7 separate regions of the Mus musculus genome follow, and all the other regions are linked to region 5. A link is a loop called in an ENCODE intact Hi-C map of the cell type or tissue named here. Cell type or tissue: left cerebral cortex. All regions are shown on one strand.

What was found. Hi-C counts contacts between places; a loop is a spot of excess contacts. Peaks named below come from ENCODE experiments on the same cell type or tissue, not always from the same donor. Only the 100,000 strongest peaks of a DNase experiment are listed, where the experiment ranks them.
Region 1: it touches region 5 in a loop (2.6-fold over the local background); 6 of 42 quality-filtered maps call a loop at or near these places.
Region 2: a loop joins it to region 5, with 2.4 times the contacts of the local background. A loop is called at or near these places in 2 of 42 quality-filtered maps.
Region 3: it touches region 5 in a loop (3-fold over the local background); 26 of 42 quality-filtered maps call a loop at or near these places.
Region 4: a loop joins it to region 5, with 2.2 times the contacts of the local background. A loop is called at or near these places in 5 of 42 quality-filtered maps.
Region 6: it touches region 5 in a loop (12-fold over the local background); 35 of 42 quality-filtered maps call a loop at or near these places.
Region 7: a loop joins it to region 5, with 10 times the contacts of the local background. A loop is called at or near these places in 15 of 42 quality-filtered maps.

What each region holds. Positions count from the first base shown.
Region 1 is chr12:25,669,871-25,673,870 of GRCm38, reverse strand. No RefSeq gene overlaps it. Among named protein-coding and RNA genes, the nearest start is that of Gm36886, 200 kb to the right of the region's middle. In left cerebral cortex, no CTCF peak of the experiment used is centred here; a DNase peak (open chromatin) is centred at 2,305.
Region 2 is chr12:25,490,259-25,494,258 of GRCm38, reverse strand. No RefSeq gene overlaps it. Among named protein-coding and RNA genes, the nearest start is that of Gm36886, 18 kb to the right of the region's middle. In left cerebral cortex, no CTCF peak of the experiment used is centred here; DNase peaks (open chromatin) are centred at 831, 1,370 and 1,544.
Region 3 is chr12:26,084,009-26,088,008 of GRCm38, reverse strand. No RefSeq gene overlaps it. Among named protein-coding and RNA genes, the nearest start is that of Gm29835, 110 kb to the right of the region's middle. In left cerebral cortex, no CTCF peak of the experiment used is centred here; DNase peaks (open chromatin) are centred at 881, 1,139 and 1,738; H3K27ac peaks cover 2,190 bases.
Region 4 is chr12:25,222,886-25,226,885 of GRCm38, reverse strand. It overlaps Gm36287 (a long non-coding RNA gene), which reads right to left. Exons shown (of 9, transcript XR_003950180.1): 8 at 691-791; 9 at 1-501. Among named protein-coding and RNA genes, the nearest start is that of Gm36441, 15 kb to the right of the region's middle. In left cerebral cortex, a CTCF peak has its summit at 2,080 (motif pointing left); a DNase peak (open chromatin) is centred at 1,635.
Region 5 is chr12:25,090,496-25,094,495 of GRCm38, reverse strand. Id2 (inhibitor of DNA binding 2) reads left to right here. Exons shown (of 3, transcript NM_010496.3): 3 at 1-697. Among named protein-coding and RNA genes, the nearest start is that of Id2, 3.6 kb to the left of the region's middle. In left cerebral cortex, a CTCF peak has its summit at 2,063 (motif pointing left); DNase peaks (open chromatin) are centred at 895, 1,047, 1,500 and 2,062; H3K4me3 peaks cover 2,065 bases; H3K27ac peaks cover 1,146 bases.
Region 6 is chr12:26,070,158-26,074,157 of GRCm38, reverse strand. No RefSeq gene overlaps it. Among named protein-coding and RNA genes, the nearest start is that of Gm29835, 93 kb to the right of the region's middle. In left cerebral cortex, a CTCF peak has its summit at 2,388 (motif pointing right); DNase peaks (open chromatin) are centred at 1,731 and 2,390; H3K27ac peaks cover 886 bases.
Region 7 is chr12:26,222,927-26,226,926 of GRCm38, reverse strand. All of the region lies in intron 2 of 4930480M12Rik (RIKEN cDNA 4930480M12 gene), which reads right to left. Among named protein-coding and RNA genes, the nearest start is that of 4930480M12Rik, 14 kb to the right of the region's middle. In left cerebral cortex, a CTCF peak has its summit at 316 (motif pointing right); a DNase peak (open chromatin) is centred at 356; H3K27ac peaks cover 240 bases.

The DNA.
Region 1 (4,000 bases), 580 kb before region 5:
TCCCATGCAGGAAAAGGATGCTGAGGAGAATGGCATTCTTGGGTACCCCTAGGGTTTCCCCAAAGGAGAAATCCTGGTGGCTCTAGAAGCAGACGAGAGAAAGAAGTTACTGGTTTATCTTCAGTCAGCAGCCAGTCCCTAGAGTCCACGTGGGCTCCCTAAGGCTTCTCATAAGTACCAGGGCCACTCCTACAAGCTGCTTTCTTAGACACTGGAGCATCCCTAAGGCTTCCTAGGAAGCCTCCGGGAACAGTTCTGTGTTCCATGTCCTCTCTCTGGCCAAGGTCTCCGGATCTAGTATTTGCCAGCAGATATCCTTTGATCTTCTCCCAGAGGATCTCATTGCCACGTTAAATCCTCTTTTCCCAGAATGCAAAGTATAACTCTCTATGTACCATAAGATGGTATATAGATGTTTCCCATCTCAACTCTCTATGTACCATAGGATGGTCTTCAGGAAGGCTAGCCTAGAAATAATCAAAGAAGTCAGTAGCAATAAAATGGAAAAGTGCAGTGCCCAAGGAAAGGGGTCTGAGGAATTCTTTATTAGAGAATATCAGACCTGCTCAGACCAAAGCACAGGGAGTTTTGTGTACACCAGCTCTTTTTCCACAAGCTTGCTTCCTTGGTAGGCTGTCAAGACCCAGCACATCAGAGAAGCCTGAATTCAGCTTGCAGTCACAAATCTGATCTTTCTAAAGTGGGTGAAAAGCCAAACGTGTAAACACAGCATTGCCTTTATTAGCCAGGTAGGCCTTGACAGGGCTAAGAGTGGGCTGCTGGAGTCACCGGGAGGAACACTGTGTCAAGAGAAAGCATGCATGTGTGGTGAGTCCCAAAGCCATTGCACAACAGGGTGTTGATTACTTAGAAATCACAAATTAACTTTCCATTAAAATACATATAATTATACGATTTAATGTGGGGAAATAATATCCTGCAGATATTTCCAGTCTGCTAATCCTGAGTAACATGAATGGTTTGCTTAAATGTAAGGGGAAAAAGCCAACCCTCTTCTGGATTCACTAGAGCTGTAAACCAGAGGGCTTGTATTTGGCTTTTGGTGACTGTAGATCTAATCCTATTCCAACAAGAAAAGCAGAGATAACCTTAGGAGTTTGAGAGAGAGCATGCAAGCAATGGCTCAGTCCCTCCTGAGTACTTAGACTTTGCTCGATCATGAGGAAATTGAGTTGCATCTCTGAGTTTTGTTCTCAAAAGTAGAAGCCATGAGCTATTTTTTCTGCTTTTATCATTAGCATATAATCTTACACATCATAGACAGCAGTAGAGTATGGCTTTAGAACACTCTAACCGTGTCTCACCGCCAATGAGGAAGTTCCAAGAGACTTATAAGAACAGAAATGAAATCCAAAGCCTTCTTTAAAAGAGGAGCTCGGGGCTGTAGCTCAGCCGTAGAAAACTTGCCCAGCATGCATGAAGTCATGGGTTTGATCCACAGCAGTGTTTGAATCAGGTATGGTGGTGCTTTTGTGCAGACTAAAGACTGACAAGAGGATCAGAAGTTTGAGGTCATCTAGGATACATACTAAGTTTGAGGGCAGCCTAAGTTACACACACACACACACACACACACACACACACACACACACACACACACACACGTGAGAAGGGGGAGAAGGGAGAGATAGAGGGAGAGGTTCCAGAAGAAGCTTGTTCATCCTACCAATCCAGCTGCCTTGGGAATCTTCCAATGAAGATAGATAGATAGCATTCATCGAGATAGAACCTCGACAGCATTCCTAATTAAAGGAGGTACACTAGAAGGCACAGTGAGTCTGACACCTGACCTTGACTCTATCAGTGAATTCTTGAGAACATTCACTAGGGTTTCTAACTTGACATTTTGGACAAACAGGATGAAGACAACAGTGCCCACAATAAATTGTTACTAAACGGAAAGAACTCAGAGTCAGGTCTTTCACACTGAGAAGTTATAATGCGAGTGCCTTGGGAGCTCAAAGACTATGCAAGTCTATTCAAGGACAGGATGAGGGAAATTTACATTCCTAGGTAAAGAAGGTTTTGTTGCATCATCTGCTCATGAAGAGAAGCAGAGGAGAAGAGAAGGAAATAAGCCTACCAAGGGGCCAGGAGAGCAGGAAGAAGGGAGCTGAGAGCTACTGGGCACACCAGGTCTAAGCTCCCCTGACTACCTAAGGCTAGAAGATGGCTGGGTTTTATGCAGTTGGGCTCTACCTCCTCCAACACTTGGGTTTCTTGGCGAAATTACCTCCTCTTTCTGAACTGCTTGTCCTTTCAAAGTGCTTACTTTGTGTTGCTGCAGAAGTACACACATTTTTTGGCCAAAGTGATGGAATTTGCAGCCAAATGCAAAAGAATATGTGCAATTAATGAAAAGACAGCGATGGACTATAATTTACAGATGATTTGGCAGGAGCAGGCCGAGTGAGACACGGCCCATTTTGTTCCCAGTCCTGGTCCCCGTGAAGTCTTCTTTTATGCAAATAAACTATCAGAGAGAGGAAAATGAATGGCTAGGAGTGTGGGAGAATTCCATGGTGCCCTTATACTCCTGGGGACCAATATTTGATGGTCACAGCGAGATTTTGCTATCTGTCCGCATAACCCTGAAAGACTGGGAGCTAGTCAGACTCCGTGGTAGGCAGACAGAGGGAGAGGGGACACGGCTAGGTGATAAAGGCAGTGAATTTCCAAGATGGCCAGCTGACTCAACCTCCTGACTTGAGACAAAATCCTGCCAACTTTGTTTCCCAGGAGCGGGCCCCTGCTGATGGAAATGCTCAACAAGTGTAAGGCCTGCTTAGGACATGCCGGCAGCTGCAGATCAATCAACCATCCTGTCTTGAAACTGACCAACCCTAGAGTTGGGAAGAAAGACTCCTCCAACACTTGAAACACCCCAGTTTGAATTTCCGGTTATCCCACCTCACAACCCACCAGCTTTGCTGAAGGCCCTTTTCTCCGTGTATCTGCCACAGGAGCATGCTCCCTTGCCCCCCAACAAACTCCCTTCTTTAACTGTTGATTCTGCGTGTGGTGCTTGAGATTTCTCTGTTGTTGACTGTTGCACTTCTGATGTTTTCTGCCTTTTAATTCTTTAACTGGCAGAGAAAAGGAACCTGGTGGAGACTCCTGGACGGTATCATTTTGGGACACCTAGACTGTGTCACCCCCAAATGAGACCATGCTGAACAATTTCCTCTGTGATTGCTCTGTCATCAGTGCAATTGTCCCTGTCATTAAAAAGATTTACCCGGTCTTCAAAGATGCTACATGAACTGAACAAGTAACTTCATATGAGAGGCGACTTTCAAGGGTCTCTAGCTTGGAGTCACCTGACACCTACTGCATTTAATAGGGAAGAGGAGGTTGATGTTTTTCGGGGCCTCTGAAGATAAGCTTTCTCTGAGCAAATTGGAGACTTGGGCTTCTGTGCTTTGGGCATAGGGATTGAGCTAGAGAGGAATGGAGAGCACGTCTCCCCTGAAGGGAAAGTCAGAGTGAAGGCTTTGTTGCACTCTGCTTATAACTGGACAATTTTGTAGAGCCATTTATTTTATCTAAGCTTCAAACCACTGGTCCATTAAATGAGCCCAGCAGGTGTCTGTCCAATCTTACCTTGGAGACTTGAGCTAGGCAAGATGCCCAGCACTGGAACGATGCTGGGGTTTCATTCTGGGCATGTTGGGACACCATAAAACTTTTTTTGAACAGATGAGTAAGGCATCTTCAGAATCTACAGATTCCTGGATCTTGGGGTTTTCAGGGATAAACTCAATCTGATTAAACAGCTAAAGAAATCTGACATGAGTCCAAACATGAAGTCTAAGAATGGTGACCAATGCAAGGCACTCTGGGAATCTAACAACAGGAGGTGCTGATCCCAGCTTCACCATTGCCAACTCTTGCCATCCTTTTTAAAGGTATAATGTAAATGTCTTACTTAAATAGAAAGCCCTCCTCTCAGCAGCTACATGGCATGGGAATTCTTCAC
Region 2 (4,000 bases), 400 kb before region 5:
GGGTGAGAGAAAGAAAACAGAGAACTCTCATTATAATGTATAACTGTAACATGATCTTTTCACTATTAGTAATGTCTTACTTTTCCTGACTCACAAATTAAGCTTTATCATAGGGACAGGAGAAACAGTTTATGTAAGGCAAGGTGCTATCTAGGGGTCTTAGAAGATATCAAAATGGATAAAAGGGAACAAGCTAGGTGATAGCTAGATCAGTGCATGCTTGCTGTGCATGTAGGAGGACCTGAGTTCAAATCCCAGAGCCCAGTTAAAAAGCTGGGAGTGGTGGTATATACTTGAAGTCCCAGCCCAGAAGATACACAGAGGAACACAGGTGGGCCCCTCTGGCTTGCTGGACAGTCAGTCTCTTACCTTCACATGCATATGCACCCATGTACCCACACACATGTATATACACACAGACGCACTTGCATGGGTGCACACACACACACACACATACACAGAAGAATGAGACAGCTGCCACTCTTACAGTGAGAAAGGGAAGTCCTATTTATTGAAGACCTATAAGTCCCAAAACTGACCAGGCCATTTGTGCTCCTGATATAACTATATCCTCATAGACATCCTAAGCAATAGACACGCTTCTACCGGAGACATGAGTCTCAGCCACATCTGAGTATTATGCTTTGAGCCCAAAGCTCTTCTGGCTAGTTTTCAGAGGTCTGTGTTTCTCCACGTAGTCAACAAGAAACACGGAAGACAGTAGACTTCTGGGGAGTAGGGACCGGCTGCTCTTTTCTATTTAAGGGAATCTCAAAGCACACACCATAAGTTATCCTCTCCTCAGCACTCTTCACAGGCACTGGGTCCCGAGCCAACCCTCCAGCTTGGGACTCGGCAAACTGGTCTCACCTCCTGTTGGACAGCCACAGTGAGGCACAGATCCAGCATGCCACAAAACAGGGCTTCCTTCACCTGCATCTTCCTCTGTACATGGGTGACTGACAGCACCAGGTTGCTGAATACCTTTTAAATTTTAAACACATACTCAGACTTTGCAAGATGCCAATTTTCACCCAACCCACTAAGCACTAGCCACCCAGCTCACCAACCATTACTTATTCTTCATGCTCTGTTTTTTATTGAGTAACCCCTGTCCTGAATAATCCTTACTAAGGACCCCACTTTTTCTAAAGGAACAATCATATACAATATTTAAGTAAGCAACCAGTTTTGTTCTTCCTCATCTGGAGCCCAAGGGAGGAGCCCACTGTGGTGCAACACTAGTCCCACTGTCTGCTGTGCCCCAAGACAGCCCTTCTAGAAGCTCCCACAGTGTGGCAGCTCAGTTCTGTTCCTAGTAGTCAGTTTTCCTTCCTCTTAATACACTGACAGTTGCGTTTTAAGAATAGAGCGATTTTCTCATCCTGGGCTTGTCATACAAAACTATTGGCAGAAATATATTCCAGGGACAGCTTTTTAAAGTCTGTCTGCAAACAGCTCTGAGACTAAATTTGTGTCCCTGAACTAGGAGGGACAGAGCTTATTACAGAGAGAAGCCCAGAGGCCCAAGAAGGTGGAGTCCTGGCTCACCCCAACAGGAGGTCTAGACAGCAAGTGTCTATCAGTGGATCTGTGCACCCATGTACACACCCATCTACTCTGCTCTCAAGTGAGTGAATTACACTTATGAATTCAAGGCAGTTGTTTCACTCCTTAAAATTGGTGTTGAAAATCCATACTCACTATATTCATATAGGCTCGTCTTGCAAGGTTTCCTACAATATACTTGAAGTAAATGCACTTTGCAAAGCAAGAATAGATTCTATGTGCTTAATTTAAAACAACGGTTTCATTGCTGAGTGATTTTTCACATATAAGTTAGTCCCCCACATTCACTCTCTGCTCCCAGTGTTCTCCTCGGTGGTTCTATGGCCATGTCCACTAGAATACAGACATGTTTTTCTCTTGCCTGACAGTCACCTCTAGCTGCAGTCTGGATGTGTGTTTTTTAAAAGAACAGGTGATCCAGGAAGACAGCGTCCCTTCTCAGACCAGACTGTGTTCATGGTGGTAGCTCATTTGTGAACTCTTTCTGGTTTGGTGAGCTTGAAACTGATGGGTGGCCAGAGTCGGCCAAGTATTTTATTTTTAACATAACAAGTTGATCTGGGGAACCCTTCATATCAGTGTCTGGTGCTTCTGTGGGTAGAAGAGGCAAAGGCCTATCAGTTTTCACCAAAAGGGATTTATTTTTTACATTAAAACAATCACTATTATGAATAAAGAATTTAATATTATTCTGTTGATAAAATGAGGTTTAATAAATGAGGTATACAGTTATATTTAAAATATCATGAATCATTTTTCTAACAATAATTAAATATATTGGAATTAAATATAGAGATAAAAGAAAATTATACCATATTTACACACCATAATACATATGTGAATGTGTAACTATCAATCCATCTAGTTACCAACATGCCTAAACCGTGGTTCTGCCTATGGGAATACTGGGGAGACTTTCACATCTAGGGGATGGAGAGATGGCCCAGTACTTGCTGCTCTTCCAGAGGATCTAAGTTCAGTTCGCAAAACTCATGTCAGACAGCTCACAACCACCTGTAACACTAGCTATAGGATATCTTATGCCTTCTTCTGGTTTCTGCAGGTACACACACACACACACACACACACACACACACACACACACACACACACATAAAAATAAATATTAAAAGCTAAAACTAGCCGGGCATGGTGGCGCACGCCTTTATTCCCAGCACTTGGGAGGCAGAGGCAGGCAGATTTCTGAGTTCGAGTCCAGCCTGGTCTACAAAGTGAGTTCCAGGACAGCCAGAGCTACACAGAGAAACCCTGTAACGAAAAACAAAACAAACAAGCAAAAAACAAAAACAAAAAGGAAAGAAAGAAAGAAAGAAAGAAAGAAAGAAAGAAAGAAAGAAAGAAAGAAAGAAAGGAAGGAAGGAAGGAAGGAAGGAAGGAAGGAAGGAAGGAAGGAAGGAAGGAAGGAAGGAAGAAAGAAAGAAAGAAAGAAAGAAAGAAAGAAAGAAAGAAAGAAAGAAAGAAAGAAAGAAAGAAAGAAAGAAGGAAGGAAGGAAAAAAGGTAAAACTATGTTCTCAGAAATTCTAAATCTTTATGAGATCATCTTGTGTCTAAACAACAAAAACACTAAAATTTCCTTTCAGATAAAACCTATATGTTACAGTCAATCCTTTGTCAGCAGAGGGACATGGCAGCATTGCCTTGTTCTCTAATTCTGAGAATATTTTGGCCTTTTGAATATTCTAAATCTAATTCACACATAATAAAATGGAGATATATTTCCCAAAAGGCTTGAGAATGGTTTCTTGGAAACTGGCTTATGACATAAGACTACATGGCTTATGACATAAGACTACAGAGTAGAGCCAGTCAGAGAAGGGTCTTCCTCTGATGTGTGACATTCATTTACCATGCTCTGCTATGCTTTGGTATATTATGAGCAATAGCTACAAGTACTCTATTTTCTTGTTGGCACAATTGGTGAAAAAGTAAATGATCCATCAATTCAACAAATAGCAGACATAGTGGGTACCAGTCTAGAGCCTGCAGAAAGTAAGAGGATGGTTGGAGATACAAGAATCAGGACCAGCTCGTCCAAGGACCACCCCACTATACAACATCCCTGCATACTATTTTTCCTTTGCAGGGTGATTTTGCTTCCTAAGGAGTTTTGGGCTTTTTTACTTTTTTGGAAACAGAATCTCCTATATCCCAGGTTGTCCTTGAACTGGCTCTGTAGCTAAGTCTGCCCTTGAATATCTAACCTCCTGTCCCAACCTCCCAAGTGCTGGGATTACAGGTGTGCACCACCATAGCCAGTTTTACACGCTTCTGGGATCAAATTCAGGCATTCCTGCATGGTAGACAAAGACTCTACTCAGTTACCAGTTGCACAACTGTGCCCACTCTGGTATTTGCTTCTACCTATAGCTTACCTATTGAGGTTTGACTGTGAAATGCCCCCCCCCACAG
Region 3 (4,000 bases), 990 kb before region 5:
CTTGGCTACCCACCACTACTTCAGTCTCACCTCTTCTCTAGGTAGCCACACTCCAGGCGCAGACTTCAAGATTCATGGCTGATGAAATAGGAAAGATGTCAGTGTGGAAGTGATCATCAGTGTAGGGCTGAGCAAGGTGTTTCCCATCCTGGCTGATGCAAGCACCATGCAAGGATGACACAATCTGTCTGTCTGCTCAGTGACACTTCGCCCTCTTGTAGTCCTCACAGGGTAGCTTGATTGAACAGGTAACTAGGATTGGGTGGGAGGAAGGACTGTGACGTTTTGTATGCATGCTGTTAGTTTACTGAGACTAAGAATGGCCTAAACTTGGGCATGTTAGGATTCTCTATGGGATCTTTATTAAATAATACGCCTGGGTTCCCCAAACACCTTACCTCCTTGTGAAAGTAAGAGTACCCTGAAGCACCCTTCTTCTGTGTGCTCTAGAAAGTCTCTCCAACAAGCCACTTTGGCTAGTCTCCTGCCTCTGATGCGATAGCTCTGTATATCACTTTCCTTCCTTGGTGCTTTATTGCCTGAGCTTTTCATCAGTCCTATTAAGTCCTTACCCTTCTGTGACTTTGCCTTTGAGGAACTTACAGATCTAGGGTGGAACTTGCCTGGCAACAAGAAGAACTGGGGTTGGAACTCGCGCTTCCAAACTGAGGGCTGAGGCTTCCATGTGGCTTGTAGTTTGGAGCCAGCAAGTTCCAGTTCTACCTCCCTCGAGAGCCATGTGATGCTTTAGGGTACCTCTTCCTGTCTCTTGTCATGTAAGGCTTCCTGCGAGTCCCTGTGGGAAGGTGACTCAAAGCCAGTTTTGAGTTCTGTAGAAACTTCTTCAACACCAAGCAGGTAATTCAGGGGTGGGTGCAGACTTGATTTTGCAAGTGCATCTGCTCTGTTTATTTTTGCCTCTCTGCAGCATTATCGGCTTCTGCTCCATATGGGTGATCCATATTGTGCCTCAGTGAAATGATACCACATTATGCTTTTATGCCTTTATCATCAAACACTACTCGTGAAAAAAATCACCAGGTTTGCCTAGGTTCATCTGTTCAATTTATTTTTCCCAAACTTTATTTTGAATAAAACACCTACGGTAAATGTGATTTATGTAAATGAATAAAACAAAACTGTTATAGAAGCTTCCTTGACATCATTCGGTCCCGTTCTGTCGGGGCGCTACTCTGCAAAATCCTCTGGCAGCGTGCATTCCATAGAATTATATTATTTCTGAAATCACAGAGCCAAAGAGATAAAACTATAATATACTTTCAGATGCTTTAATTTAATTTTTTCGCCTCTCTCCCCAAGCTTCCCATATGGAAGAACTCCAATATTTTAAAAGGAGCTTTTACTTATGAGAATCTTCCAGCACCATTCCAAGTGCCTGTAGCTATTCCCCTCTCTCTCCTACTCTCCGCATTTCTCTAGCTTTCTCACACCTCACTCCCTGGTTTTATTTAAAGAATGGCAATCCATCTTTGCTCCCCCCCACCCAAACCCTTTTCCTTTATTGTTATATTTTCTTGCTTTCTACCCCCTGGGACCTGGATGGAAGAATTTCCATTTTTGGAGCTTGTGCTAGGGGCTAACTGCTGTGCCCAGGATTTATGCACATTATCTTATTCTACATGAGAGGCAGCTCTGGGATGCCTTCTTATCTCCCGTGGTCAGATGAGAGGAGAAACCTTGGGAGGCCAAAGGGTCTGGCTAGCTCAAAGAAACACCATTGCATTAACTGTGGTACACTGGGTTTGGTTAGTCATGATAATGTGAGATGGTTGGTCTTACAATAAATGCGTTTGTACCTGGTCTCTGGAACAGTGTGCTTCTGACACCCCAGGTGATGCACTGTCTCTTTAGCAAGTAGGGGCACATCACACAGTAGATATACTGAGTACTATCTCACCAAAGAAGCTACCACAGAAGTTTTATCAGCTTGGGCTAGCTTTTTCATCTGTACAGTAAGAACACTGTGTCCCAGAAAGAGGTTGTGACTTACTCAAAGCAAGACATCCTGCAATATAAAGTGTGGTATCGTGAGGTAACTGAACATGGTGGCCAGCAGCCATTTTTTCCTTGACATAACAACCAACAGGAGCTTCCCAAAGTCAATAGAGAAATAAAGCAGACACAAATGAGTTTCTAAATATTTACATTGGAATATATGGAAATAAAGATTTTTGCAAACTCGATATTCCTAAAATATATCGTTTGACGGCTCTAAATGCAAACATTTAAAAATAAAAGTGAATCATACTTCATTAATTTATCATAAAATACTGTCAGCTTGATTTGGATGACTGACTCCTTCTCCTGGTTGGTGGGCCATCTCTCTAGCATCAAGAAGTGTACATAGATGGCTACAGAAATTTCTCGAAGAGTTTTTCAAGTCTTCTCATAATTTTCAAGCCTGGGGTCAGAATCTGAACCCTTCAGCCTGTGATTCTCTTTGTGGGTTACTTGTCAGGAGAAATGTAGTAAGAAGACTAGCGCAGAGACTGGAATTCTTTACAGTGTTAACTAACGGCCTGGTTCTCTGTGTTCGAGGCTCTAGCACCAGAATGGTGAGTAGAATACCATCCTTACTGCCAATTAGCAGGGAGCTGTAAACTATCAGGATGCGCTGGAGGAAGGGAACTGAAGTTGAACTGGTATTTTTCATGATGTGACATCATGTGACATTGCCTCAGTCTCCTTAGTCTCAGTACGTGCGTCTTCCACTGAACATGACTGCATAGGTATTGGTGGCTATCTAGAAGAGACCATGACCATATTTTAGGACTGACTTCAGTTGCTCACAATCCATTTCAGTCTTGGTCCTGGAGGACTGTTTTTTTAATTATGGAAACAAAGTCTTGTAATGTTCTGGTTTCCTGCTCTTTTTTATGTTCCTTTGTTCCTAGGAGAAAAAAGTGTACTCCCACTGATACCAACTATACAAGAAAGTCGATATGAGGAAAGCTGCATCTGAGTCTTTCCTTAAAGCATCCTTGAGGCTATAGATATCCTGTTCTTAGCATATCATAAGTCAAGGCAGCAGGGCATTCATCTCCCCATGTGCATCCTCAGAGGAGCTGACATCTACATTATATCACTTGCATTGTGGTTTTGATACCTTCCCTTTCTGTGGAGATCATGGGGACAAATATCATCAAAGGGAGATCTTCTCTACTATAATTCAGAGGAAAAGGGTTGCCATACACAAGTCATACTCATAAAAAATACAGATTTTACTGTGTTGTTCTCTATTTAGGGGGCAGCCTACTCCAATCTCTCTTCAGAGTGTTTATTTTGGTCTGCTAAGTAAATATCTGCATGTGTCTCTTGAGAGATATCCTGCTCACAAAACCCCCAGGAAGAACACAACATAGTCACTACTTTATGAAATATAGTAATATAATGGAATACTGTACTAATTGCCATCCTATATGAGGTGATAATTTTGACTTCCTCCAAGGTTAATATTTAGCAACAATAGTGTAAGGTACATGACAGAATTAGTACTGCCTGGACAGGGTAGTGGGACTTTAAAGATTATCGAAGGTTTACATGAATTCAGATGTAGTTTAGGAAATGGAGGCCTAGAAGAGACAGAGAGAGACAGAAATCCCAGTCTAGAGCAACAGTTCTACAAGAATGCTGCTGCTGTGGCAGGCAGAGACTTCTCTACATGGACACCTCTGACAGTCTAAGAGGTGAGGTGTCATCACTGCAGGTCCATGAAGCAGAAGGTTGAAAGGAAGGGCTTACTTAGCTCAGAATTTAACCTTAAAACCTCCCCGTTCTCCACCCTTCTTTTCCCAATCCCTCTCTTAATGTGTGCCCATTTTGTCAATTCAATATAGACAATCCTTCATTAAGATTCTCTTCCAAGGCGATTCTAGGTTGTGTTGATAACTAAAGCTAACAACAACCTGCCTTTCATGATTTTTTTTCCAGAGAGCTAGGCAGAGGCATTCTGGAGCTCTAACCGTAGCAGGTTAGGCAG
Region 4 (4,000 bases), 130 kb before region 5:
AGGGTCTGTCCAAGAACAAGCCTCTAGCCTGTGTCTCATTGTCCTCAGTCTATTCTATCGGGCAGGACACCCAGGTGAGGCCTGCAAGGCCTTCAGCAGATTCTCCTCGTTGCCCTCAATGTACACTTAGAATATGTATCATGGCCATAGCGTCCTGAACACACCCAGTCTTCTCTGAGAGTCCATGGAGGCACTTGGCATCCCATAGGTGGTGAGCAAATGCGCCTGAGCAGACCCTGGTCTCAGCTGGCACCTCCTCTCATCCAGGACTGAGACCGAGCGGTTTGGATGTCCTCACAGTGCATCTTCTGAGTCCAGATCTGGGCCACTTTCTAGAAACACTTGCTTTCCTCTGGCAGGAAGTGTGGTTGCCTTTGCTAATGTATTGATCTCGTTGTTGGCATTAACCTTCAGACAACTTGGTAACTGCTTGGCTGGATAGTCTGCCCCGCTGACTTAGTCACTGGCAGTCGACCACATTGCTCATTCCCTGATCTTACACTAAAAAAGGAAGAAGAAAAAGAATAGATGAGGTTGCTGTGTTCTTAAGTGTACATAGAAGTATATAAGATGTATCATAGTACGATTTATATAATAAATAAGGAACTAAGAATAACATTAAATATGTGTACCTTGGTATCTGATTTTTTAAAAAAAAAATTATGGTAGGCTGGGTTTTAGGGCACACACCTTTGATCCCAGCACTCAGGGGGCAGAAACAGATGGATCTCTGTGAGTTCAAAGCTAGTCTCATCTATATAGTAAGTTCCAGAACAGCCAGTAGAGAGACACTATTTCAAAAAACAAAAGAACAAAAGTTATTGCATTGACTTGTACATATGTGTTGGAGAGGAAGCTTTGCACATATCACAAAGAGTGTGTGGAGGCCAGAGGACAACCGGTGGAGTCAGTCTGTCCTTCTTCCATAGAGACAGAGTGACTGAACTCAGACTATCAGGTTTAGAGTTCTCCTTGTGGAGCCCATGACTTGTTTTATCTGTGAGCAGCCAATAGAAAATCTAGCTGCCCCCAAAGTTTCCATCACCCTTCCCCCACTGAGGATGAAGAGGATCTATGCTCCGGAGGGCATAGGTACTGGCTGCAAGCCTTCCTGGCTGTCATTCTACCGTGTGATCCAGGCTAGGATAGCTAAAGTTCTCTCCTGGCCCAGTAACATGCAAGGTTCACAATGTTACACCGCCTTCTCCTCATTTTGAAAAGTCTCTGACCTCGTGAATTCTAGCTCAAGCAGATGCTATCCCTCCGTTGTTCACTTCCTCTAGGGATGCTGGGTTCCCAGGGCCTCCTACACTATGCCAGCCCTGCCCCAGCCTCCCAAAATTTAGCAACTTGGCTCCGTCAGGATGTGCTCCCAAGTTCAGCATTTGCATCTCAAGGACTAAATTCAGTAATAACACCACAATTTCACCCAAAAGCATTATAGTGATTATTGAGTTATATCAGGAGCTTGTTTAAGATAACATCTTATTTGTACAATGCAGCTCAAATAGCTAGTTAGTACAGCCCGTGCAATTGTTAGACTCCTTCTGTGCATTAGCATAACCGCCCTGGAAGCATCTTGATGCTTTTAAACATAAGAGCAGCTAAAACCGAAAGCATAAATATATGTGGTGGTGGCGGAGGGAGAATAAGAGGGTTTAGGTTGGCGTGTAAACAGGAATTTAGTTGTCTCTAGTGTGGTGCCGAAGGATGTGGAAATCCCTCCGAGTCGGCTCCCTTAAGGAAGCTAGAGTTGTCACCTGAGCCACTATCCTCCATCAGCACTGTTTCTCCTGGAGCCGTGCTTCATCATGCTATGTGTGCTCCAGAGGGTCTATTGACGGCAGGAGTCATCTGGGGTCATATGGCTAGTAACAGACTTCAGGTCTATATAACTCCAAGGTTGGACATTATCACTAAATGTGGAGGAGGAGATTCTACTGGATTCTAAACAAGCTTCAAATGCAGAGGGCAATCGGGGTCATGCACTCCCACCGGAACTGGCAGGGCAGGAGGAGGTTCCTACCAGGGGAATGCACTATCCCTTCCTGGACTTTGCTTCCACGCCACCCTGTCTCCCTCTCCTGGTGACTGGCAGGGCATTCTGCAGGTGGCAGGCATGGTAGTACCTCTTATATCGCTGGTCCTTAGACCACCATCACCTACAACCTCCTTCCCTACAAGTGTAAGCCACCCTTCACTGCTAAAGGCCACCCTTCACTTCTAAAGGCCACCATTGCCTCCTGCCCCTCATTTCTGCCCTGGCAGCTGGCTTTCTGTATTGGAGTTCCCATCCTTGCCAAACAAAGTGGCTCTCCTCATGAGAAAATGTTCAACCCAAGAGATCTGAGCTACTCTGCAGGAGCCCCCATTATGTATGGCCCATCATCTTCCTGAGCCTAGGGCCCCATCTGGATCTCAGACTGGCGCATCCAGACCTTCCAGGCCACACAGCAGGCCACACCAATGTGAACCATCCCAGTGTCAAGGCTCAACTGGACCTCTTCCAAATAACATCTGCTATCCTCTCCCCGAACTTAGGAAATATGTTAACCAGTGACCAGTTTGATGTGGACTCTGACCACCAGGCAAGAATATCATAGCTCTAGAAATTAAACTAGGCATTGGTGGTTCATATTCTGCTTCATCCATGCAATGAATTCAAATGATAAAGCACTTTATCCCACACAGGACCAGGAAATCAGCTCTGGTTCTTAAAAGGATTTTCTTTCGGCACACTCAACATCCCGTGGCTAAGTCACCCTGACCTCAGAGACACTGCCAAGGTGGTCTCCAGTTGACCCCTGGGGTGGCAGCCGTCTCCTCTGTACACTGAGGACATATCCCTGTGGACATATATAGGATTAGAGGTCACCAAGTCAGTCAACACTGCAGCAACTTTAACCTTAGCTGGACAGCATGGATGTAGGCCATACTACTCCCGGATGCCCTGGGAAAGGGCAGATTGGGTTCCCAAGCTGGAGAAGATGTCCTTTATTATCTTCCTTTTAGGAGTTGAATTGTGCCCTTCCCAATGATGGTACACTAATATGTTGCCTCCACGAGTTTAGAGTATGATCTTACTTGGGAGTAAGGTAAGTAGTGTGTAACTAATGTTCTTTTAAAAAGGGGAAGTGTGGGGCTGGGAGAACAGCTCAGTCAGCAAACATTTGCAGACATGAGGAGGATATGAGTTTGACCCTCCAGAAATACGTTTTAAACACCAGGTGTGGTGGCACATGCTTATAACGCCAGCACTGGGAAAGGGTAGACAGTCAGCTCTCTGGAGCTCACTGGCCAGCCGGCCTACCCTACCTGGGCAGATCCAGACCAATGAGAGATCCTATGTTAAGCAAACAAGGTGATAGTCCCTGAAGAACAGTCAAGGCAGCTGGCCTCCACACGTTATATGCATATGTGCGTAATACACATGAACACAGATACACACACACACACGCACAGAAAGAATAGAGGGAGAGAAACATTTAGACTCAGAAACAGACAAACACTGAGCAAGAAGACAACATGAAAAGATGCAGGAGACCCCATGAGAAGAGTAAACCAGAGGGGCACAGTTGCAAGCCAAGAACACTCATAGCTGCCAAAATGGAGCACTGGAGCATGCCCCTCCTGAAAGACCAGCCTACCCACTCCTGGACTTCAGACTTCTGGGATCTAGTGGCACTTGGTTTACAGTAGTCCCAGGACACAAACAGGCCCAGGTACCCTCACTTCTGAGCATGTCTGCCTGGCATTACCTTCCCAGTGCACTGCACAGAAATCTTTGTCTCTGTGTCTACTGCTGGGGAAAAAACTTAAAGATGTGAAGAAACTCAGGGATTGTCTCTTTGTGAATCTGGAGTCACACTTAGGCCTGGAAGGTATCTGTGTTGCTGTCCTTGTCACTCCTGGTGAGCAGGCAAACTTGCCAGGGACATGGCAGGGTGACAAAGGGTGGAAAATGAGAGGGTGAGTCTAGGAGGAGAGCCACAGTCTTCAA
Region 5 (4,000 bases):
TTGTTATCAGCCATTTCACCAGGAGAACACGTTGAATGGACCTTTTTAAAAAGAAAGCGGAAGGAAAACTAAGGATGATCGTCTTGCCCAGGTGTCGTTCTCCGGCCTGGACTGTGATACCGTTATTTATGAGAGACTTTCAGTGCCCTTTCTACAGTTGGAAGGTTTTCTTTATATACTATTCCCACCATGGGGAGCGAAAACGTTAAAAAAAAAAGAAAAAAATCACAAGGAATTGCCCAATGTAAGCAGACTTTGCCTTTTCACAAAGGTGGAGCGTGAATACCAGAAGGACCCAGTATTCGGTTACTTAAATGAAGTCTTCGGTCAGAAATGGCCTTTTTGACACGAGCCTACTGAATGCTGTGTATATATTTATATATAAATATATATATATTGAGTGAACCTTGTGGACTCTTTAATTAGAGTTTTCTTGTATAGTGGCAGAAATAACCTATTTCTGCATTAAAATGTAATGACGTACTTATGCTAAACTTTTTATAAAAGTTTAGTTGTAAACTTAACCCTTTTATACAAAATAAATCAAGTGTGTTTATTGAATGTTGATTGCTTGCTTTATTTCAGACAACCAGTGCTTTGATTTTTTTTATGCTATGTTATAACTGAACCCAAATAAATACCAGTTCAAATTTATGTAGACTGTATTAAGATTATAATAAAATGTGTCTGACATCAATGCCGGGATTCTGAATGGTTTTTGAGGTGTCTTGTGTTTGCTTGGGGCACCTCCTTCTGTTCTCTCACCCCCTCTATCACATGTGTGTCCCGTGGCGGCCCAGTAGACTGAAACATTGTTGCCATTAGGAGGGATGGGGACTGGAAACGCAACACACCTAGCAGTGTGGCTCTGTGCCTGTGCATTGGGACTAGATTTTAAACGGGACTGTAGAAGACTCCCCTTGAGTTCCTAGGTGTGCCCTCTAGAAAGACACCTTTGGAGCAGAGAGAAAAGGGGCTTTGGCTGTCACTGGTCACCCCTGGGGGTTACGCTTTTAAACCTGGCCACGAACTCCAGAAGTCCTTCGTCTCCTCCACCTGTGGCTCACCCAGGCCTGCCTGGGCCAGCTGCTCTCCCAGTTCTGTGGCTATTAAGTGCTCTTCACCCTTGACTGCACTCTGGACCTCAAGGAACGGAGGGAAGGTGCGAGAAAAGCCCCTCCCACTCACCAAAAAAAAAGGTATCACCAACATTTCCATCCAACTCAGAGCCTTGAGGACACCGGGCCGCTAATTTGAATATGCATTCAATAGGTGCTTAGATTTAGTTCCCAAGTTGCAAGTGACTTGGTTGGGAAGGGGTGGTTCTGGAAAGTAGTCCAGGGAAGACAGGCACAGCCTAGAGAAAGGATGGGACAAGAGGTACGAGTATGTGAGTCGCACCTGGTGCCACTTTCTAGGCCAAGCAGGTGTTTGGGTGGCGCCTGCTAGTCTGCCTTGGCTGCGGTGTTTCCTCTCCCCTGACACCGAATCCATCCTGGTGAATGGAGGAGGGGCAGCTTCGGTTCCGGTGGTCCCCGCCTCCTTCCTGCAGGGCGGGGTTGTCCCTAATGAATATACCCGGGATGCACGCTTTGCCCATTACACCTGGGTTGGAGACTGCGCGAGCGAGAGCCCTTGGCAGCCGCCCAATACACTAGTCACCTGTTGCCTACTATAGCCCCTGCATGCACACCGGGCCAACCCAGGTGCGCTCTGCCATCCCACCCACCCTCACCCTTCTGCCCCGCCACACACACACGCACACACACACACACGCACACAAAGCGGGAGAGAAGTATGAGAGAACAAGTTGCTGCCCCAACCCTGCCTGTCCTCAGCTTCACGTCTGCCGGATCTCATTCTCCCCTCGGATGGCTTTGGGGATTTGACCCTGAAGTACAATTGTGCCATCGGAACTGCAGGCCCCTTCGGAGCACCTGTAGGGTCGCTGGACAACCAGCGACACGTGAATGACTTCTAATCAGCCTCAGCCTGGGGGAAAGTGGCTCCTTTGGAGGGGACTTCTAACTGCAGCTGGTCGCGCCGTGGAGGCCGAGCGCCACCTTCTGGCAAATATGAGGATCGCCGCTGGCCTACGGTTCTGCTGTACACAGGCATGGATGCAGGGAGCCGGTGGCCAGCAGCGTTATCCTGACCAAGCCTTCTGAAAATGATTGATGTCATCCCTAAAGACTGCCGCTAGCACGAATATATAAATCCGCTCCACCTCTTTACTGCGTACAACCTATTTGCCAATTAGCATCTTACTAGTTATGCTATCTCCCGCCTACCAGTTTGTGACTGGAAAAATGACTGCACAGTTGTTAGGTCAGAAAGTTTGGCAGCATGCTTCCGCACTTCTGTCCCTAACTTTTTTTTTTCCTTAATTGCTTCATGCCTTTTAACCAGAGCCCCAAGTGTTACTTTATCTCAGTGGTTTTCAACCTGTGGGTCGTGACCTCTTTGGGGTTGAATGACCCTTTCATGAAGTCATATCTTAAATATCCTGCAGATCGGATATTTGCATTATGATTCACAACAGTAGCAAAATTACACTCATGAAGCAGCAACAAGAACAATTTTATGATTGGGGGTTACTACAACGTGAGGAACTGCATAAAAGGGTTGCAACACTGGTAAGGTTACGGACCGCTGCTTTATCGGAATGAAAAATGAACAAAGCCTCCTTACGCGAGACCTTAATGCCAGGTTTGGTTTTTTTTTTCTTCCTCTAAATAAGATGTAGGTCTAGAGGGTTTGTGCACATTTTATCAGTTTCAAAAATTCTTTCAGCTTCTAAATTTGAGTAATTTGAGATTTTTTTAGAAAAAGATTTATTTATTGTACATATGAGTGCACTGTAGCTGTCTTCAGACACACCAGAAACGGGCATCAGATCCCATTACAGATAGTTGTGAGCCACCATGTGGTTGCTGGGAATTGAACTCAAGACCTCTGGTTGAGCAGTCAGTGCTCTTAGCTGCTGAGCCATCTCTCCAGCCTGAATTTTGAGATTTTTAAAATCATAACATTGAGGCAAATTTAAACATTCTCATGCTTCATTTGCTGATATTTTTCACCATGTAAGTTTTAAGTTTCCTTACATTGGTTTATTTATAGTGCTAGTTATCAGACCCAAGGCCTTGATAATACACGGCCGGCACGCACCACCAAGCTACACCCCCAGCCCTTGACCTTACTCTTCTCAGAACGCTTTCTCTGTTCCATTAACAAGCTGTGGTTTCTAAGATAACTCCGTCTCCAGCACGATGCTGGGTTTGTTTCTTTAGTCTGTGGTGATGTCTACTACAGATTCTGCTAATGCAGTACCTTCTTTGTAATTTTGAGAAATAAAGAACTTTTTTTTTTCTCTGCACTGCCCTGCACTTAGAATAATAGTCACACTGGTGTCAAACGATACTGTAGGTTAGTTTGTTCCCAGTGCCCAGTGCTGTCTTAAGATCCTTAAGAGACAGGCAGATGTGTGTCCCTCCATAGTACAGAAGCTGGTCCATACACACTGGTGCAGTCAGTGGACAAACCACTTTAGTCTCTCCGTGCTCCCTGTTGGGAAAGGGCTTCCAGGTTAGAATCTAACAGCAATGACTGTATTATTCTTGCTAGTGAAAAGCTGATATAGAAATTCTTAAATTCAATGATCCTCTGCCCCAGAACTCCTCAGCCTGATTCCCCATGTGTCCTTTAAAGTTCTGATCACAGCCGGGCGTGGTGGCGCAGCACTCCGGAGGCAGAGGCAGGTGGATTTCTGAGTTGGACACCAGCCTGGTCTACAAAGTGAGTTCCAGGACAGCCAGGGCTATACAGAGAAACCCTGTCTCGAAAAAAAACAAAAATAAAAATAAAAAAAGCAATAAATAAATAAGTAAAGTTCTGATCACTTGCTGTTAGAAAGGGGGCTCCAGGCTTGGGTGTCCTCTGGCATTAGACCTACCTGGCACTGCTATTCAAGCAGAACAATGGTGATGGCCTATAGAGGACC
Region 6 (4,000 bases), 980 kb before region 5:
GTATATAAAAATAAAAATACTTGTTAAGTATATATAATAGTAAATGGTCCCTTAACAATTTTAACACTTGTCACTCTCCTGAGAATTATGTTTGAAGGCTTGCTGACTGTGTGAACACCATGGCATGTGTATATGTTGAAACAGATTTTTCTTAACTTGACACAAACTAGGGTCACTAAGAAAAAAGGAAACTTTGACTGAGAAAATGTCTCCATCAGATTGGCCTGTAGGCAAGTCTGTGAGGCAGTTTCTTGATCAATAATTGATGTCGGGGGTTGGGGTGAGGTCCAACCTACTGTAGGTAGTGCTATCACAGGGCTGAATATGAACCTGAGGCGATAGCCAGTCAGCAGTGTTCTTCAATGGCCTTTGCTTCAGTTTCTGCTTCCAGCTCCCTGACTTGACCTTCCCTGACTTCCCTCACTGATGAACTAGGACCTGGGGAGCATAAGCCAAATAAACCCTTCCCTGTCCATGTTGCCTTTGGTCATGATGCTTATCAAAGCAATCTACGTTTCACTAATACAGGTCAATGAGGGAGAAAAGACAGATAGAAGTGGGAGTGGACTTTGACAAGTGATGTCATTTTACCATGGAGGGTAGTGAGGGATTAGGAAGGAGTATTTTTGTCTTAATTTCAGATAGAATGTGTCATAAGGAAATTGGAAAGCTCGTGTGGTCAATGAGCTGAGACAGGAAGTGATGAGTTTAAATACAGCAATCAGGATTCATGTCTCCAGGATAGAGTCCATCAAGCTTAATAATCACAGTGTTGGACTCGTAGATACTGGTGTCATTGAACCTATAGCTTCTTAATAGTAGGATGTGTGATCATTAGATGATAGATAGGTAGGTAGCAACATGGATAGACAGATGGGTGATAGATAAATGATAGAAAAAGATAGCTGGCAGGTAATAAATGATAAAACAACAGATAATAGGGAGGTACATAATTTATACAAGGATAATGGATAGCAACAGAGATTATATATAACAAGTAAATATTGTATATCTCATATGTAACATATATTATCTATCACTATACATATGTGATAGGTAGATAGGTAAGAGATAATAGATGATAGATAGATAGATAGATAGATAGATAGATAGATAGATAGTAAAACAATAGAAAATAGGGGGTACATGATAGAAGGATAATGATAGAGTTTATATAATATATATTAAAATAACCCATATATAATATATTATATATCATTATATATACTCATATTACATATGTATTATATATAAGTAGATAGGCAATAGGTAGTAGATTATAGGTAGATAGATAATAAAATCATGACAGACGATAGATAGGTGACATAATAGAGGTAAATGACAGACACTACCTATATAGAGCTAGACATGTATGCACAGAGACAGATGTACCTAACTATATTACCTTGCACTTCATTGAAGGTGCAGGGCACTGGTGCAGAGTTCATTCACAACAGCTTCTGTGTCTGCCCAAAGCCTTCTTGGGCTCAGAGCCTTGTCCCCTCTCCCATCTACCCACAGGACTGGCATGTACACGCTGACCACCTTCACATTCATGCTTGTTTCTCTTTGCCCATTTTTCCTCATTCGTATGATGCAGAAAGCAGCACATGTCTGAAAGTAACGCTGCAAGGTTAACAGGATAAGATACGTAAAACACTCCCTGTGTGCCTGGATAAAATGTGCTGGGGAGTTCTGGCTTCACGCCTGGGTTTCAGTGTGGCTTAGAAGCTCAAGTGTCTCCCTTAAGTAAGGGAACATCGCAGATACATAAAGGCAGCAAGACAAGATCAGGGATTGCCTTACCTGTAGTGAACTGCTCATCACTTCCACCTGCAAGTCCAGGAAGGCTGCAATGTGTGTGGCAGTGTTTGAGGGCTGGGGTCGCATGCTTTGTTTCCGTCTTACATATTCTGAGCCTAACCACTCAGAGTATGTCTAAAACCAGTCTTGAAATTTCAAGCCAGAGGGTTTTTTTTAAAATAGGATAATTATTTTATATGTAAAATTTTAATGATGAATTAAACAAGCAAGCTGACTATTCAAGTTCTTCTAACTGCATCACAATTGACCCAAACCCCTAGTTAAAGGCAAATCTGTGAGAGTAGACTTCCCCCATGGAAGAAGACGAATACTCTGTTTTACAGGCACAGCTTCTGACTGGAACTTGAGGACCAGGACCTTGACTGCTTTGAGCATGTGAGCTCCGGTCTGTTTGTGTCAGGAGCTCTTGTCTGTCTGTAGACACAGTTTCTCCACCTGCTGGGAGTGAGGGGAGGTCAGAAAACTTAGTGTTTCTTCCAAAATGCCTGATGTCCAGCCCAGAAGCTTAGATTCCGAGGCGAGTCAATACTTCCCTGGGGAACAGTCCCTTGGTGTTAGCCAGACTGGGCACTAGATGGCACTGTGTTGCAACAAAATTCAGGTGATTAGTGAATTTTATGTGGCTGTAAATAAGGAACTCAGCTGCAGGGGTAGGTGAGTCCCCTCTAGAAAGTTGCTCTGAGGGGTCTCATAGTTGCTCTTTCAGGACAAGGTCTTTAGGCTTGTTGATCACCCAGAGAGTTTTATTTCAATTACACTTAAGAGAGATGTTCTATGTATGGATGGTTATACTCAAATACCCATTTTGGTATGGCTTTGCTCTGTGGAGTGGAGAATAGTGAAGACCAAAGACCCAAAGGGGTACACCCTGGGCTCCTCTCCTGAGCTCCTAGTCCTCTCATCCCACCAATGAGACTCTCAGCCTACAATTCCCAAGGGCAGCATCAATCCGTCAATCATGATGTCTTGGTATCTTCTCACAGCTCCTCTGTATTCCTAATTCCCACCCAGGAAAGGAAGGGGCTACTATGTACATATATATGGCTTTTTTTACACCCCCATTTATATCCAACAAATCATTGTGCCCTGATTGTCATTCCCCATTTCTCTGAATACAAAACCTTGTTGAAGCTATTCTCTCTGCCTGCCCTCAGAAGTGATTATGAATTTCCAAATTCATATTCTATGGTTGTTACTCTGCTAACTGATCACTTGAGTTGAGAATTTCCTCTCTATGTATAAAGAAACAGAACAGTAAAACATCAGCAACAACTATGACATCCTGAGTCACGAATGTCCCCGTTGGCTGGGGATCTAGAGGCTGCTTCTCAGCACCCGGGAAGAGAAGCATCTATCTCTGCTGCCTATCTAGTTTGTCTCTGACACATTATCTTACTTGGTAACCCCAAGACTTTATGGGTAGCATCACCCCTGCCAGGGTATTTTTACTCACTACTGTTTTTCTAGCTGGCTGATTGGTTGTGCAAAAACCAGCTCTGACTTTCTCTACACCCATTGTTTGTTGTAGCGCCCGGTGAAGTTCTGCACACTCTACTTGGTTTCTCTCCCCCTGCCCTCAGGTTCTTTTTATCTACTGGAGTCATTTGTAAATCATACAAAAGAGTTATATCTCTTCCTCTTTATTGCCTTCATGATGTTTCGTCGGCAATAGGAAAACAATCATGTAATTGGCAATTTCTATAACATAGAAACCTTCCCTATCTCCAGTTTATTAACAACGTGGTGCATTGGAAAGTCCTCATAGATGGGCAGGTGCCGTATTCCAGAATGGGGTGCAAGTTCTTGATCCTCAGTTTCAGATGGAGGTCTTGCTATGGCCACAAAAATCATGTTTAGGCTCTGAGGGATGACATAAGAAGCCACCAGGCAAGTGACTGAGTGAAGCTAAAGAACCTCAGATCCAAATCCCTCTCTATGCTTGGCTTTGTGACTCTTGGGAGGGTTGGAGACAGGAAACTCCTCTCTCATTCTCTGAGGTTCCCTGGTCAATTCTGTCCACTTTGTACTGGGAGTCTTGGGGAGACAAAAAGATGGATTTGTCCACTATTGTGGGCAGATGACACTATTGTCCACTGAATGACTGGCTCAGAAACAGTATTTCAGCACTGAGGGTCTCCTTGTTTCTATAGCCAAATACATCATTCTTTTTTCTTAG
Region 7 (4,000 bases), 1.1 Mb before region 5:
AGCCACCGAGGTCTTCTCTCTCCAAGAGCCCGTGGCTCAAGTTCATATCCTCTCCCAAAGAAGCTAGTCTGTGATAGGAGCTGGGGAAATGTTTAAAGAGGTTAGAAGGAATGAAAAATACTTCTTTGTCTGTTCTTCCTCGTTCATCCAGGCTAGGGACCTAGGTTGGCTGATAATGCCCCTCTGTTACTGTAGGACATTCTATTTATTTTTATTCAGTCTGAAATCTTCAAGACCCTCAGAGCCATCATTTTAATGACATAACTTGAAAGATGATTTTCAGATAAAGGAAAGTGAACTTCTGAGATCTGACCTATAGGTGGCGCCACAAATTCACCAAACCAAAGAACACTGCAGTCAAGTTTGGAAAAAGTGGCATAAATTTAAAACCTTGAGCTACACTAACTGTGGGACATATGGGTTGCGTCCCAGGCCTGCCCAAGAATAACTTTGAAGAAAATTTTGTTTTCTGGCAATACAGATGCTAACACACCACAGAACCTTTAAAAAGAATAAATATGTAGATGGCTCAGAACTTTCAGAATAATTTAACCTTCCCCCAAAAGTTAAGATAGGAGCAAAAAAAATAAAATAAATAAAATAAAGATAGTATAAGCTTTAGTGCTCTGCCTTGGGGAAGGGGGTGAGCAATTTGGTGACAGTGATGCTCAAAGAACAGTTTGCCAGTTGGTGTGCATTTAATAATGCTTTATTGTATTAACTTCCAATGTAAAGGGAAAGAGAGAAATTTAGAATAATCTGATCCTTGATGAATAAATAATATGAAAATAAGGTCCTGCATGTAGAAAAATGCATAAGTATCCAAATTGTGATCTTTTTCCTTCTTTTTTCTTGGCATGAACTGCCTGTTCCAAGTGTTTCCAGTTGTGGATCCACTGTAACACTTAGGTAGGTGTTGCCTGGAAAGAACGTTTTCTAATGAAGCAGGATTTGTCAGCCCATGATTATAACTGCTATTGAAGCTCTAAGACATTAGCATCTGAAGAAGCAGTAAGCCTTTAATTCTTAAATGTCTTGATTGGTCTCGAAAGTGACCAGACACAAGTCAGAAGCAACAGGCATGTCTGTTGTAGCCGTAAAGACCAGCAGCTCTCTTGACACAGGGGTTTCTTGCTTTAGGGTGGACTTCTGGAGAAACATAGTAAGGACATACAGAAGAGGGGTATAGCTACAATTAGTGCTGTTTAGTCCCTTTGACTACGACATCCCCTGTGTGATGGAAGCTTCCAGAGAGAAGGAAGGGTCAGATGACCCCCTTGACATGTTTTTTGGTTGCTTTAGACAATTGGATAAGGGCAGCAAGCAAGACTGGTTTCTATTTTTCCTTAAGTAAAAATGGTTTAGCATGGGGAGCTAAGCATATGATTCAATGGTTAAGGGTTAGAAGACATGGGTTCACTTCCCAGCACACATATGGGCAGGACGTGGCCACCTACAGCTTCAGTTCCAGGGCATTTGATACACTTTTCTGGCCTCTGTGGGCACCAGACATTTACATGGTCCATAAAAACTTACATAGGCTCACACACATACACATAATAAAAATAAATGAATCTTTAAAAGCAAAGAAACCATGATGCAGGTGCTGAGGATATGGCTTAGCAGATATGGCATTCAGTCTAGAGACAAAAGGAATTGGCTTTGAGCCCCAGCATCCGTGTGAAAAGATGGGCTCAGTGGCCCCTGCTTGTTGCTTGTAACCACAGTGCTGGGGAGGTAGGGACAGGAAGATCCCTGAGGGTCACTAGCCAGCTTCTCACGTTTGACAAACTCCAGCTCAATGAAAGGCCCTGCCTCCAAAAGCAAGGTGAGTGACCCCTGAGAAATCACACTTATGACTACATCCTCTGACCTCCACACACATGTAACACATGATCATACACAAACACAAACATACACATAAACATGCACATGTACACAGGGACACACGGATATATACACATGAACACACAGAGACATATCATACCACACACACATGCACACACCTCGCACACACTTAACATGGTGGTACAATTAGCTGTGCAGATTGTCTATCCAAAATAAACAGGCCAAATAACATTGCGATACGTTTCAATGTTGAAGAAAAAGGCTCCTACAAACAAAAGAGACTGACTCCTGTGAGCAGGAATCTGACTACTGCAGCTTATCTTGATTTAAGCTTTCATTACATTCTCACAGGCACGATTCAAATGGAGACGAAAACTTAAACATTACTGTGTGCAGTGCTTCCTGTCAGCCACTGGTTCTTCCTTCACACATTCACACTAAAATGAATGCAGAGGTACCAGTCCACTTCACATAAAGATGCATGCCTGTGTGTGTGTGTACATACAATTGGAGAAAAGGAAAATGGTGCTTAAGTCTGCGTCTCAAAGCAAGGACTGCCAATATAAATCTCTTGATTTGGATCTATGCAGAGTATCTCATCCCGTCAGGCACAGAGCTGGGTCATTCGCAGTGTCTTCTTCTTCACCACATTTTCACTGGTGTACTTTCCAGATGCTGACTACTGGCTGGCTTGTGTTAAATAAACATGTAGTCTCTTCTTGGGGAGTTCATGCTTTTATTGCAGAGGCAGGTGCTATAAAGAGATGGAGGTATGATTCCAATGATGTGAACTAGACCTTGCTTTTTGCAATCATCAGTTTGTTCATTCGCAAAGTGAGGCCAAAGCAGTTCTTTACCAAGTTGGAAGGATTAGGTAAGGCCAGCATTCAAAAGATTAGACATTTGATGGGTCTCTATGAGACTCCACAGGATTAGGCTGGCCATGTACACAGAGTCCTCACATAGACTGTACAACTTTTCCAATCAACTCGGTCACCCCAGAAACCCATGGGATTACCCCAAAGTCAGCTCTATTTTTCATAGAAGTGAGAATCACTTCTTTCTTATGTGTCTTTTTCTTTTAGTTTAGGTTTAAGGTTTTTGTTTGTTTATTTTTTAAACCATGTTTCACTACCTTCCCATAATCCTGTGCTAATTTGCCTAGCATACCAGACTCTACCTCTGCCAGCAGAGTCCTTTCTCACCAGAGTTCCTGTACTTGATGGTCAGCCATGATATCTGCTCTCATTTCTGATGGACCATGAACTCTGTCAGAGAAAACTCTTGCATTGAGTGAGGTCTCTAGGTGGTGGAAGTCTTTCTTGTCCCTCCTTTTATATCAGCTAAAAGTCTGTGAAGACATTAGGATATAAACACAGACCTGGGCATTTTGCTTAGGGACACACCTGAGCGTAAATAGCATGGCTCTTTGTCATGAAAGAAAGTAGATGATAGAAGCTTCACCCTATCTGTAGTTAGCTAGCAAGGAAAGCAATAAGGTACTAAGAGGGGCAGCAGACATCCATAGAGTCTGAGGTATAGGGGTACAGGCTGGCATGTGGCCAGACTGGGGGTGGAAGGTAATATATGAGTGTGACATTTAATTATCTCAGATGCAGTCAGAAGGCAGGCAATGGAACCCTAGGTTTTGCTTATCTACAGGCAGGTTGACTATCTGATATGGTAAGGTATCAAGTATGACAGTGTTGGAGATGGCCTGTTTGGCTACTTCAGTGAGAAAAAAATTCTCATGATTTAATGAATTAAACAACTGCTAGTGTAACACTCCAGGATTCTGTCACCTCTATCACAAGTGAGATGTCATGTGTCATGTACCTCCTCGGGCCATGAGGAAGTCTGGTGAGGCAACTCCAAACTCTTCACAAACTGCAACGCTGGAAATAGAAGTCAGGGGCTGTGAGTCCACCTCCATCAGCCCTCAGTGCACGGTCACTGAAGGCAGCAGGCTTCCCTTGCTGCAGTGACATTATCCTGATGCTTAATGAGGACACAGTGTGGGGAAGCCTGACAGATACTTGGTTGATCTTGTAAGTGGGGTAGGGTGGAGCCAATTGAATGGAAGAACATTCAAAAGAGTGCGTGGGATTCTGGACCTGCAGTGTCTAGCAGGTAGGTGCACAGACATGTAGAC